3 separate regions of the Homo sapiens genome follow, and regions 1 and 3 are each linked to region 2. Evidence: chromatin contacts called from ENCODE Hi-C or POLR2A ChIA-PET data. All regions are on one chromosome and are shown on one strand. The core of a region is the stretch at or near the end of the contact, and the rest is flanking DNA. Distances in the headings are between cores, read along the strand shown.

What was found. Hi-C counts contacts between places; a loop is a spot of excess contacts on that map. ChIA-PET counts read pairs that join two places held with the same protein, here RNA polymerase II (POLR2A). Pooled maps may share reads with other maps.
Region 1: a loop to region 2 is called in a pooled map, with 13 times the contacts of the local background. The contact joins the promoter of PCGF3-AS1 here to the promoter of NSD2 in region 2. A Hi-C loop is called at or near these places in 1 of 168 maps with a recorded cell type or tissue (CD14-positive monocyte) and 11 of 50 pooled maps. POLR2A ChIA-PET finds 5 or more read pairs at or near these places in 2 of 52 experiments (GM12878 and activated CD4-positive, alpha-beta memory T cell).
Region 3: a map of ascending aorta shows a loop between it and region 2 (8-fold over the local background). The contact joins the promoter of RGS12 here to the promoter of NSD2 in region 2. A Hi-C loop is called at or near these places in 1 of 168 maps with a recorded cell type or tissue (ascending aorta) and 9 of 50 pooled maps. POLR2A ChIA-PET finds 5 or more read pairs at or near these places in 1 of 52 experiments (T-cell).

What each region holds. Positions count from the first base shown.
Region 1 is chr4:779,894-783,239 of GRCh38, reverse strand. PCGF3-AS1 (PCGF3 antisense RNA 1) reads left to right here and starts at 1,391. Exons shown (of 3, transcript NR_171661.1): 1 at 1,391-1,468. It overlaps LOC124900163 (chloride intracellular channel protein 6-like), which reads left to right and starts at 1,392. Exons shown (of 2, transcript XM_047416474.1): 1 at 1,392-1,468. RefSeq lists enhancers at 124-841, 842-1,558, 1,559-2,276 and silencers at 1,103-1,452, 1,553-1,632.
Region 2 is chr4:1,869,826-1,873,513 of GRCh38, reverse strand. It overlaps NSD2 (nuclear receptor binding SET domain protein 2), which reads right to left and starts at 2,121. Exons shown (of 22, transcript NM_001042424.3): 1 at 1,972-2,121. RefSeq lists silencers at 1,688-2,387, 2,438-2,667, 2,698-2,957 and an enhancer at 2,691-3,192.
Region 3 is chr4:3,291,629-3,295,287 of GRCh38, reverse strand. It overlaps RGS12 (regulator of G protein signaling 12), which reads right to left and starts at 2,267. Exons shown (of 18, transcript NM_001394154.1): 1 at 2,189-2,267. RefSeq lists silencers at 1-108, 2,132-2,181, 2,192-2,671, 2,852-2,961 and an enhancer at 893-1,478.

The DNA.
Region 1 (3,346 bases), core at 142-2,641, 1.1 Mb after region 2:
CTGCTGCCAGCTGCCCCTCAACAGGGCACCCCAACATCCAGCCACTGCTCAGCCTCCATCCTCCCCCAGCCTCCCATTTCCCATCCACAGCCTGGTCTGGACCCCCTTGCAAGCCTAAGCAGCGACTTGGACGTGCCAGGTCACGACCCAGGCAGCTTTCCCTTGGAGTCTTTTTTTTTTGAGACAGAGTCTCTCTCTGTCCCCCAGGATGGAGTGCAGTGGTGCGATCTCGGCTCACTGCAAGCTCCGCTCCCAAGTTCACACCATTCTCCTGCCTCAGCCTCCCGAGTAGCTGGGACTACAGGCACCCGCCACCACGCCCGGCTAATTTTTTGTATTTTTAGTAGAGACGGGGTTTCACCGTGTTAGCCAGGATGGTCTGGATCTCCTGACCTGGTGATCCGCCCGCCTCGGCCTTCCGAAGTGCTGGGATTTCAGGCGTGAGCCACCGCACCCGGCTCCCTTGGAGTCTAGACGAGCCCTTCCTACAGCAATGAATGCTGGGTCAGACCTGAGCTTCTCCGGGATCCAGCTCTCATCTCAGGTGACGGGGTCTGAGGCCTCCTGGGAATGGCACTCCTCCCCAGATGTTTACTGAGCCCCTGTGATATGCGCTGCTCTGTTCTAGGGGCTGGGAATACTAGTCCCTCCCTCCTGGAACTGGTTTTCCTAGTGATGGAGGACAGATGATAAACATGGAAGTGGCGGTGTTTGCCCTGGAGGAAAATCAAGCAGGACAGGGAGCAGAGAGCAATGGTTAGGGTTACTATTTCATGAGTGGTCAGGGGGCCTCTCTGTCAGAGTGACGTGCACAGACCCGGAGGGAGGCGCGTGTCCCGTGGGAGAGCATTCTGGGCAGAGAACAGCCATTCGAGAGCCAGGAGGCAGCGCTGCCTGGGTGCCACCAGCGTGGCCCTGGCCCCATGCACTGGCTGGGCACCACCCTGCCCCCGGAGTCTCCTCCTTCTGAACGTTTGACTGTATCTTGAACACAGCGGGGCCGGCTTTCAAGCTCCAGACACGGCCTCCTCCCCAGGCCAGGAAGCCCTGTCAGGCAGCAGATCCGGCCCCCTCAGCAGATCGGCCCCTCCAGAAGACCCGCCCCTCACAGCAGATCCGGCCTTCCCAGCAGACCCGCCCCCCGAGTAGATCCGCCCCTCCAGGATATCCATCTCCCCAGCAGATCCGTCCTCTCCAGCAGAACCGCCCCCAGCGGAGCCGCTCGGGCGGGGCCTCCGGGCCTGGGGAAGGGAGCGGGGACCGGGCCGTGGAAGGACCGCGCCCGCCCCTGGCCAGCCTGAGCCAATCAGCGCATGCTAGGTGGGCCGACATGATTGGCTCCTAGAGGCTCACGTGTGGAGGCCTGACCAATCAGAGCCCGAGAGACGCCATTGCAAGCCTCTGCAGAGGCGCTGGAGCTGGGTCAGTCCGCCGCTCACCCCGCGGCCGCACCTTCCCGCCTTCTCAGGTAACTAAGTGCGGGTCTCGGGCCTGGCAGAAGCTTCTTCGGCCCCGTGCCCTCGCCTGGCCCCGCCCCGTCGGTTGTGTGCTTGTCTCGTCCTGCCCCCAGGCCCTGCCGGTCCCCACCGTTAGGCCGGCGTCCCTGCCCGGCCCCGCTGCGGGCTGGCGCCAGCTCAGGAGGACGCCCCGAAGCCGAGGCCTCGGAAGCAGGTTTTTCCCAGACCTTCTCCTGTCCCGCGTTCCCCCTAGGCCGGCCGTAGGGACCAGACCCCACCCTAAGCCCATAGCCGGCCTTCGCGCTCCGGGTGACCCTGGCTGGCCCTGTTTGTCTGTGGGTCCTGGGATGCGCCACTCCCGGCAGGAAGGGGCGCCGCCGAGGCCCGGTCTCAGCCTGGAACCCCGCTCCTGCCGTCGGGGCGCTTTCTGCGGCTGCCCACACACGACCCCAGGCAAGGGGTGGGGGCGCGGGACCCTCCATGACATGGCGGCGGGGCGCTCTCACTTCTTTGAAACCAGCGTAAACTGGACCCGCCCCACCTCCCATACCTTGGGGGAGCCCCGGGAAAGGCTGTGGCCTGGGGGTCTGCAGGGCGTTGGCAGTGGAGGTGGGGAGAGACCCCAGCCCTTTCCTGTCCCCCCCACCAGCCTTGCCTTCCTCGCCGTGAGCCGGGGACAGTGGAGGGGAGTCAGGGAGGGCCCACCAGATGGACTTTCTTGTGACTCATCCTATAAAGCCCCTCGGGCTTAGCCACCCTCCCCAGGACCCGTGTGGTCTCCCGGACTGTGCTGGAAGCTTAGAGCCAGAATGACTTTTCCACCCTCGGGCTGGCTGGCTCAGTGGGCAGCAGGGACAGGGGGCTGTGAAGAGAAAACTCACTCGCCAGGGTCAGGGGCCGCTTGCTCACTGAGGAAAGCAGAGGGGTTCCTGCCGCTTGCCTCAGGAACAAAGCTAGTTGGTGAGGCACTGCCTTGCAGTTGTAGGAGAGGAATAATGGCCCCCGTGGGTGCTTGGTTGGAACGATTAAAGGAGAATAACAGTTTAGCACGATTATTTCACACAGTTGTTCAAAGAGATGGCTTTGAATTCCAGCTTACATGGCGTCTTCAACAAAAAGTAATTGTTTAGAGAAGTGACAAGATGAAGGAGGACTCTGAGTCCTAGTCTCCCTCCTCGAGTCCCTGTGTGAGCAGAGGTAAACAATGAAAACTCACCAACCAGGAGAAATTCACCTAGGACTGGCGCAGAAGGTATACACCATGAGCCTGGAAATGATTTAAAAAACAACACAGGCTGGGCGCGGTGGCTCACACCTATAATCCCAGCACTTTGGGAGGCAGAGGCGGGCGGATCACTTGAGGTTTGCGAGTTGGAAACCAGTCTGACCAACGTGGAGAAACCCCGTCTTTACTAAAAATACAAAATTAGCCAGGTGTGGTGGCGCATGTCTGTAATCCCAGCTACTGGGGAAGCTGAGGCAGGAGAATCCCTTGAACCTGAGAGATGGAGGTTGATGTGAGCTGAGATCACACAATTGCAGTCCAGCCTGGGCAGCAAGAGTGAAACTCCATCTCAAAAAAACAAAAAAAACAACCCACAACTGTGGGCCAAAGGGACACAGCGACAAGGGGTCCCAATGGGCGAGGCTGGAATAACTTGAATAGCAGAATAAAGTAGCATTGGATTATAATGCACAGGGCTGAAGAAATATCGATGAGTCTTTGCTGATGTAATAAGTGACTGAATGAGCTGGGCAGAGTGGGACCTGTAGTTCAGCTACTCAGAGGCTGAGGTGGGAGCATCAGTTGAGCCCAGGAGTCAAGGCCTAGTAATATCCCATTTCCAAAATAAAAGACTGAATTAATAAATAGATGGGAGAGAGGAGAC
Region 2 (3,688 bases), core at 872-3,371:
GCACACTTCAGCAAGTACTGGTTTGAAAGCCCTGGATAAGCTGATTGCATAGAAACAAAGCAAGTCGCACCTGCAGCCTGCTGACCTTATAATTTTGTTGTGCATGGCTCCAAAAGTTATATTAGTTTATATGTTACATACGAATAGATACGATAAATTGTCCATCATTCTTTCAAATTCTCAGTTAATTACCTCATACTCTTAAAATAAAATCTTTACTGTTATAATCAGAGGCCAGACTCTGGTATTAATGCAGTCAGGAGAGGACAATTTTTGTACTGAGATCAGAGCTCTTCACAAAAGCTTACACAAACTCAAAATTGTGCAGTAAGTCCTCACTCTACCAACCATCAGCCCAAAACTGAAGGTTGCTGGGTTTGGGTGGCTGAGAAAATGGAAGGAAAGAAAAGGAAATGACTCAAAGTAATCGTGCTTAAAGCATGAGTCCTCTTCATCTCCATTTGGCAGTTTAGATTTGAACCACCATCAGTTGTGGGGAATGAGAGCACACATCAAGTACACAAGGAAAGGCTGTGCTCACAGAACTTGTTTGCTTTATGTTGTTGGCGTTCTGCTCTTTAAAATATTGTTGTTCTCATCACATTTAAATACGTAACTAGGGCACTTAAAACATTTTGGGAAAATTAAAAAGTTTAAGTCCCAAGTTCATAAATGGGATGGCTCCTAAGTTATTTTCCACGTTGATATTTGAAATACACAAAATAGAGTGAATATAACCCATGCGTGATGCTGGCGTTTAACTCATTTAAAAATCAAGGCTTGAAAGTCTGTGAAGCAGGTGGGTAGCACTGAAGAGCTGCTCCTGAGCCAGGCCTGAACTTTATCCAATTAGTCTTGTCTTCACAGGGTCTGCGCGCTCTCTCTCTCTCTCTCTCTCTCTCTCTCTCTCTCTCTCTCTCTCACACACACACACACACACACACACACAAAATACACGTTATCTACCTAAAAACGATTAACGTCACCACATCAGTTTTGATACTATGTTTCCACTTGAATGTCAAAGCCCATCGTGGGCACAGAAAGATTCGTGCTGCAATGGGTCCTATACAATACCCTCATCCATTTTATTTCTACCGAAACTTAAGACCAGCATTTTTTAAACGCCGAGATTTTAAACCACGGTTCCTGTGAGTGGAGCAAAACCAGCCATTAAGTCGCCAGGTCCCATCTCATGCACTGAGGCTTCAAGGACTATCAATCTGCATCCTGGGGCGAGGGGAACATCCCAGGCGGAGGCCCGGACGCCGAGGGCGCGCAGCCCCCCAGCAGGGTACCCACACCCGGCTCACCCCCGCCTCCACCTGCCAAGGGCCGGACCGCGGCCCGGCTTCCCGGGGGAGCGTCCGCGCTGACCAACGCCCGGGCGCCGCGAGTGTCAACGCCAGACACCGCCTGCAAACAAAAAGCGACCCTCGGCCCGACCCCTGGCCCCGGCGCCGGCCCCGGGACCCCAACCTGCCCCTCCCACCGCGGCCGCCCCGGACCGGGGGCGCCGCACAAAGGCCGGCCCGACCCGCTCGGCGCCGCGGGAACAAAGGCGGCCGCCTCGGCCGGGCCGGGCACAGGTGCAGCCGCAGGGCCCGGCCGGGCCCAACATGGCCGCGCCCGCCCGCCCGGCCCCGTTAGCCGCCGCCGCCCGCAGGCCGCCGCCCCTCCCCTGCCCGGACTCGTCCCGGCCTCCGCGGTCCGCCCGGTCCTCCCGCCGGCCCTCAGGCCTCCGCGGTCCTCGCGGTCCCCACGACCCTCTCAGGCCGCCCGGCCTCCCGGTCCCCCAGCCCCTGAGCCGGCCCCTCAGGCCTCCTCAGTGCCCCCACTCCTCCCGGCGCTCCCGCCCCCTCAGGCCTCCGCGGTCCTCCCCGCCGCCCCTCAGGCCTCCCACAGCCCGGCCTCCCGGCCCCAGCCCCGGCGGTTGGCGGCCCGCGACTGTTGGGCGGGCGCCCCAGTGACCTGCGGTGCGTCGCATCCTCGGCGGGCGGCTCTCCGGAGCGGCAGGCTGGGAGGGGGCCGGGGCCGTGCGGCGGTAGGGCCCAGGCGGGGAGGGGGCGGCGGCGGCGGCGGGCGCAGCGCGGCCAGGCCGAGGCTCTCGCGCGCGGCGCCGACCCCGCCCCCGCGCCTCCCGCCCGCCGCCGCCGCCGCAGCCGGGGCCGCCGCCGCCTCGCAGAAGCCGCGGGAAAAGTGCGCGCCGCTGATTGGCTGCCGCGCTCGCGGGGCCCGCGGACCGGGCTTTTCAAATCCGCGCCGGGGCCGCGCACGGGCGGGGCGGGCAGGCACGCGGCGGGTGGGGGCCGCGCGGGCGGGCGGGGCTGGCAGCGCCGGGAGGGCCGGGCCGCGGGCCCCGCGAGCCGCCTCAGAGTAGCGCCGGGCGCGCGCCCTGCTCCCGCTACTCGGCGGCGCGCACCCGGCCCAGACCCGGCGCCCGCGGGCGCCGCGCTCAGTGACGTCACGATCCGCGCCCAATCACCGTCCGGAGCCGGCGCCCCCGAGCCGTGGGCGCGCGGCCGCGGAGGCTGGCGTTGGGCGCGCGGCCCGCCCGCGCGGGTCCCCAAGCTCCTGTCCCGTGAGAGGGGCGCGGGGCCTGGGGCCCGCGGGAGGCTGCTAGCGGCGTCCGCCTCGCGGAGCGGCAGTGCGGGGACGGGTGGGGAAACCGCCGCAGAGGCCCCGCCGTGGCGGGCCCGGAGCCTCAGAACAGACGTGGCGGAGAGGGTCAGACGCCACGACGGGGCAGGGCAGGGCGTCGTGCTCTTCCCGCCTAACGGCCGCAGGGCGTGAACGAGTCCCCCGGGCGAGGGTCCGACCCGGAGCTGGGCGCGGCTGCGGGAGGACCGCTCGCGAGGGGAGGACGCCTGGTCCAGGGGCGCTACCCCAGCGCCGCTGCGGTAGAGCCGGGCTTCAGGGGGTGGCGCGGGCGACTGCGTGCGGCACAGGGAGGAGGAGGAAGCGGCGCGGGCGAGCGGGGAAGTCAGACGCTGCAAAAAGTGGGCGGGCCGGGCGGTTGAAGCCGGTGTGATTTGCTGCCCGCCGCCCATGGAAGTTCGGCTCCTGCCTCCAGGTGCTGCCGGAGCCGGCGGCCTTGGGTTTTCTGTCACGCAGGTTCAGGGAGCCGGGAACACCTTCGGCCTTGAGCCTTAGTGTCTGCTCGAGCTTTACAGGCCCAGCTTGAGCCCTCGCTGAGAAGCGGGCCCAGGGGAGCCTGGCGAGAGTTTGGTCAAGGAGAGCTTTGTGAAAGTGCGCTACCCGGGCTATAGAACGACACCTCAGCCCAGGTCCTGCCTCCCCGGACCCACCTCCAGCCACCAAGGAGTGGCCACAGTTCACCTCCTCTTCCTCTCCCGCGCCGCCTCCGCTGCTGTCCCTTCACAGGTGCTGGGCCCCTGTATGGGTTGAGTTGTGGCCCCCCCAAAAAAACAAGGGTTGCTGCAAGACTTACTATAAGGCTACAGTAATTGAGACATTGTGGTACTGGTGGAAAAATACACAAATAGATCCATGAACAGAATAGAGAACCCGGATATAGACCACATAATGGAGTCAGCTGAGCTTGACTCTAGGAAATGGAATGGAGAAAAGACAGTCTTTTCGACAAATGGTGCTGGAACAACTGGATGTCCACATGCAAAAAAAAATCAGGCTAGACACAGACTTTACACCCTTAACAAAAATTAAT
Region 3 (3,659 bases), core at 1,018-3,517, 1.4 Mb before region 2:
CCACTCAGCCCCCTTCTATCAGCCGGAAGCGCTGACTAGCGGCAGCCTCAGCCTGTCCTCCATCTCCTCTACCCCCGACCTTCCCACAGCAGCAGCCAGGCCGGCTGGGTCACCAGCTGTCACCTCTGGGCCCTCACCACCTCCAGGACCTCACTGAGTCCCAGCTCCCAGCGCCACAGGTCTCCTCGGCCTGGCCACCCCTTCTTCCCCGAGACCCTCATCCTAAACAGGGCAGAAAGGGAGCCAGCCCTTGACCCTGGATTCCCTCCTCTTTGCAGTGCCTGTCGAGTGCCTCCCTCCCACCTCCTGACCCTCCCCAGGACATGCCCTCAGGCCGCGCCACCCCTGCCCTCTCCTGAGCACTCCACAGGTCAGTACTGTACCTCCAGTCCACGTGAGGGGCCTTTCCTCCGCCCTTGTCTTTGTCAACCTCCCTGAGACCTCCGGTCACCACTGCCCTGTCGCTCCTCCCTCTGCTCTGCCAGTCACAGAGGCATCCGCATCATTGCAGTTACCAGGGCTAGAACTGTAAGCCTGTCTGATGGCAGGTTCCAGCCTCAGGAGGTCTCAGAGATAAGGCTGGACTTGCAGTTTTAAGAAAAAGACCCAGACAGGGGTGCACCAACTTGTGCAGGCTCAGCCACCCCACTGCCCTTGCCTGAGCCCCTGCCCTCAGCCAACATGGCCTCCCCCACCTGCAGAGCATCCAGCTGAGGCACCACGCAGGGCCCGGGCACCGGATACCCATCATCTCAAGTCCCCAAAAGCACTGGCCACGATGGACCTTTTTATATCGCTTTTTCAGGGGAAGAAACTTCGCACTGTGACAATTACTTTCTAAAGTGAAATATAAACTGGTTCTCCCTTACTCAGAATTGCTCTGCCCTCCCCACGTCGCCTTCTCTAGGGGAAGGCCAGCAGGACTCCACCCCAGCAGCCCTTGCTGCCCAAAGCCGCCTCTCTGCCCTCCTTGGTAGTCTCCTTGCTGTGAATGGTGGGGCTGCTGCCTTGCCTGGGAAGGCCCCCCAGCGCCCCTTCTGTGCAGGCCTTGCCGGCCATCCTGCACGTCCCTGTGGCCTCAGAAGGGCCCTGCACAGGACGGCATGGACCACGCTGAGGACTTCAGACAAAGACACTCTTAGCCCTTGCAGCAGCTCCAAAGACAGGTCCAATGAGGAAACTCAGGCACAGAGAAGGTGGTCACCTGCCCAGGGACACATTCCCAGCAAGTGACCAAGCAGGTGAGAGGCCAGGTGGTCCTCTCTGTCCACACTCCACGGCTCTGGGCCCCCTCTGTGTTCACCCTCCACTGTCTACACTCCATGGCTCTGGGCCCCTTCTCTGTCTGCACGGCTATGAGACTCTGTCTACACTCCACAGCTATGGGTCCCCTCTCTGTCTACACTAGATGGCTCTGGGCCCTCTCTCTGTCTACACTCCACGGCTCTGGGCCCCCTCTCGGTCTACACTCCACGGCTCTGGGCCCCCTCTCTGTCCACACTCCACAGCTCTGGGCCCCCTCTCTGTCTACACTCCACTGTTTATACTCCATGGCTCTGGGCGCCCTTTCTGTCTACACTCCACAGCTCTGGGTCCCCTCTCTGTCCCCATTCCACAGCTTTGGGCCCCTCTCTGTCTACACCGCACGGCTCTGGGACCCCTCTGTCTACACTGCACAATCGCGGCACCGCGGCTGAGGCGACCCCAGGTCGCTGCAGTGCGTCTGGAGTTCGGGTCTCGGAAGGCAGCTTCTGCCCTAACAAAGCGGCCGCTCGTGGAGTCCGACGAGGGAACCCTCCCAGCGCTCCCGGGCGCATCTCGCCCGCGGGACCCCCTGCCCGGCGCCGCCCCCGCGGGTCCCGCCAAGGGCCCGGGCGGGCCTCACAGCGCGGGGCCCCAGGAGGCCGCGCACCCGCCCGGCCGGAGGCCCCACAGGCCCGCGCCCCGCGCCGCCCGCCCCCGCCCCCGCCCCGCCCCGCCCCGCGCCGGGCCCGGGACCAGGAGCCTGAGTCAGGCCGGCGAACAAAAGGCAGGGCGGGCGGGCGGCGACCCCGAGGGGACGGGCGCCGCGCAGGGCTGGCCGGGATCGGCCGGGAGGCGGAGGGCGCGGGCGCGCGCCCCGGAGACGAAAGAAAGAGCGGAGGCGGCGCGCCCTGCCCCCGCCCCGGCCCCGGCCCCGCACACCTACCGGGCCGCGCCGCTCGCTCCCGCTCCGGGCGCTTCGGCCCGCGCCACCGCCCGCGCGCGCAACGGTCGCCTCGGCAGCCACCGCCCCCCGGGGTCGAGGCGAGGGCGGGGCCGAGGCCGGAGGAGGGGCGGGGACGGAGAGGGGCGGGGCGAACCTGGTGAGGCGGGGCCAAGGGGGTGGGGTTGGGGCGGGGCGATGCGGGGGCGGGGCACGGGGCGGGGCGAGGGCCTTCGCGTCGGGACAGCGTGGTAACGGGACTGCCAGGGAAGCAGGGATGAGAAGAAGCGAGGGACGGGGCCTCCACGGCCGGGGGCGGGACTTCCGTTGGGGGCGCGGCGGCGCTGGTGCGCACGGTGTGTACCCGCACTGGCCCGGCCCTGGTGCTGGGAGCGACTGCGTTCCCGCAAGCTGGTTTTCTCTGCCTCCGCTGGCCCGGGACACCCTGCGAAGGGCAGGTCGGTGTGGCCGGGAGGAGCCGCCCCTGCCTGGGCTGTCTCTGTCCTTCGCCGTCGGTGTCCGAGGAAGTCCCGCTCCCGTTGGGTCTCTGTGCCCGGGAAACCTGGCTGTGGGGAGTCAGGCCCCGGCGCCCTGGCTTTTCGGCTGGGCAGATGCCCGGAGCTGGCGGCAGCTTCGGGGGCGGCGTGAGTTCCCGCGGCGAAGCCACGGGGACAGCCAGGAAAGGCCGTTCCCTCCGGGCCCCGGGACGCCCGCGAAGGCGGCGCGGTGACTGCGGCGTCCAGCGGGTCTGCCCCTCCCGGAGCGCGGGCAGCAGCGAGGGCGGGACCGGAGGCACCGCTGGCACGAGAGGAGGAGCTGCCCGGCCCCGGCCTGCGCCTCTGGCCCTGTCCCAGCCGCCGCCTTCACCCTTTAGGCCGGAGTTCCTTCCTCGCCCTCTTCGTGTCTTCCTTCCCCGGCGCTGGGTCTCCCTGCCCCTTCCTTCCTGCCTTCCCCTCATTCTCTCCCGCCGCGTTTTTCCCTCGAGACGCATCCGTCGCTGCTGTTCACGCTCCAGCCCTGCCGCCCGCCCAGGGACTCGGCCCCTCTCGGGTTTGCTTCTTTCCTGTCACCTGCCTTGATGGGCTCAAAACGCTTCCCCTCCGTCCCCGCCACCGCCCCATGGTTTCTTGGCAGCTCTCCATCATCTAGTCTTGTGTGATTAGTTTGGATCCCAGGAGGAAACCAATGGCATTCTCAGTGGGACAATTAATTAAGAGTCCAGCAGGGTTCCCGCTGGCAGAGGCGCGGTCCGGGAGCCGGGAAGCCACAGGGCGGTGCTGAATTGGGACAGGTAACAGCAGGGAGGGAACTGTTTTCACCTGCAGGGCTGAAGGAGCGCGGCCAGAGCGGTTACAGGAAGCCAGACAAAGAGAGAGAGATACTTAACAGGAGCTGCGACCTATGGCCAAGGGACACAGCCAGCCCTTGATGACCCAGCAGAGAGAGCCAGGGAAGAGGCCAGGCGCGGTGACTC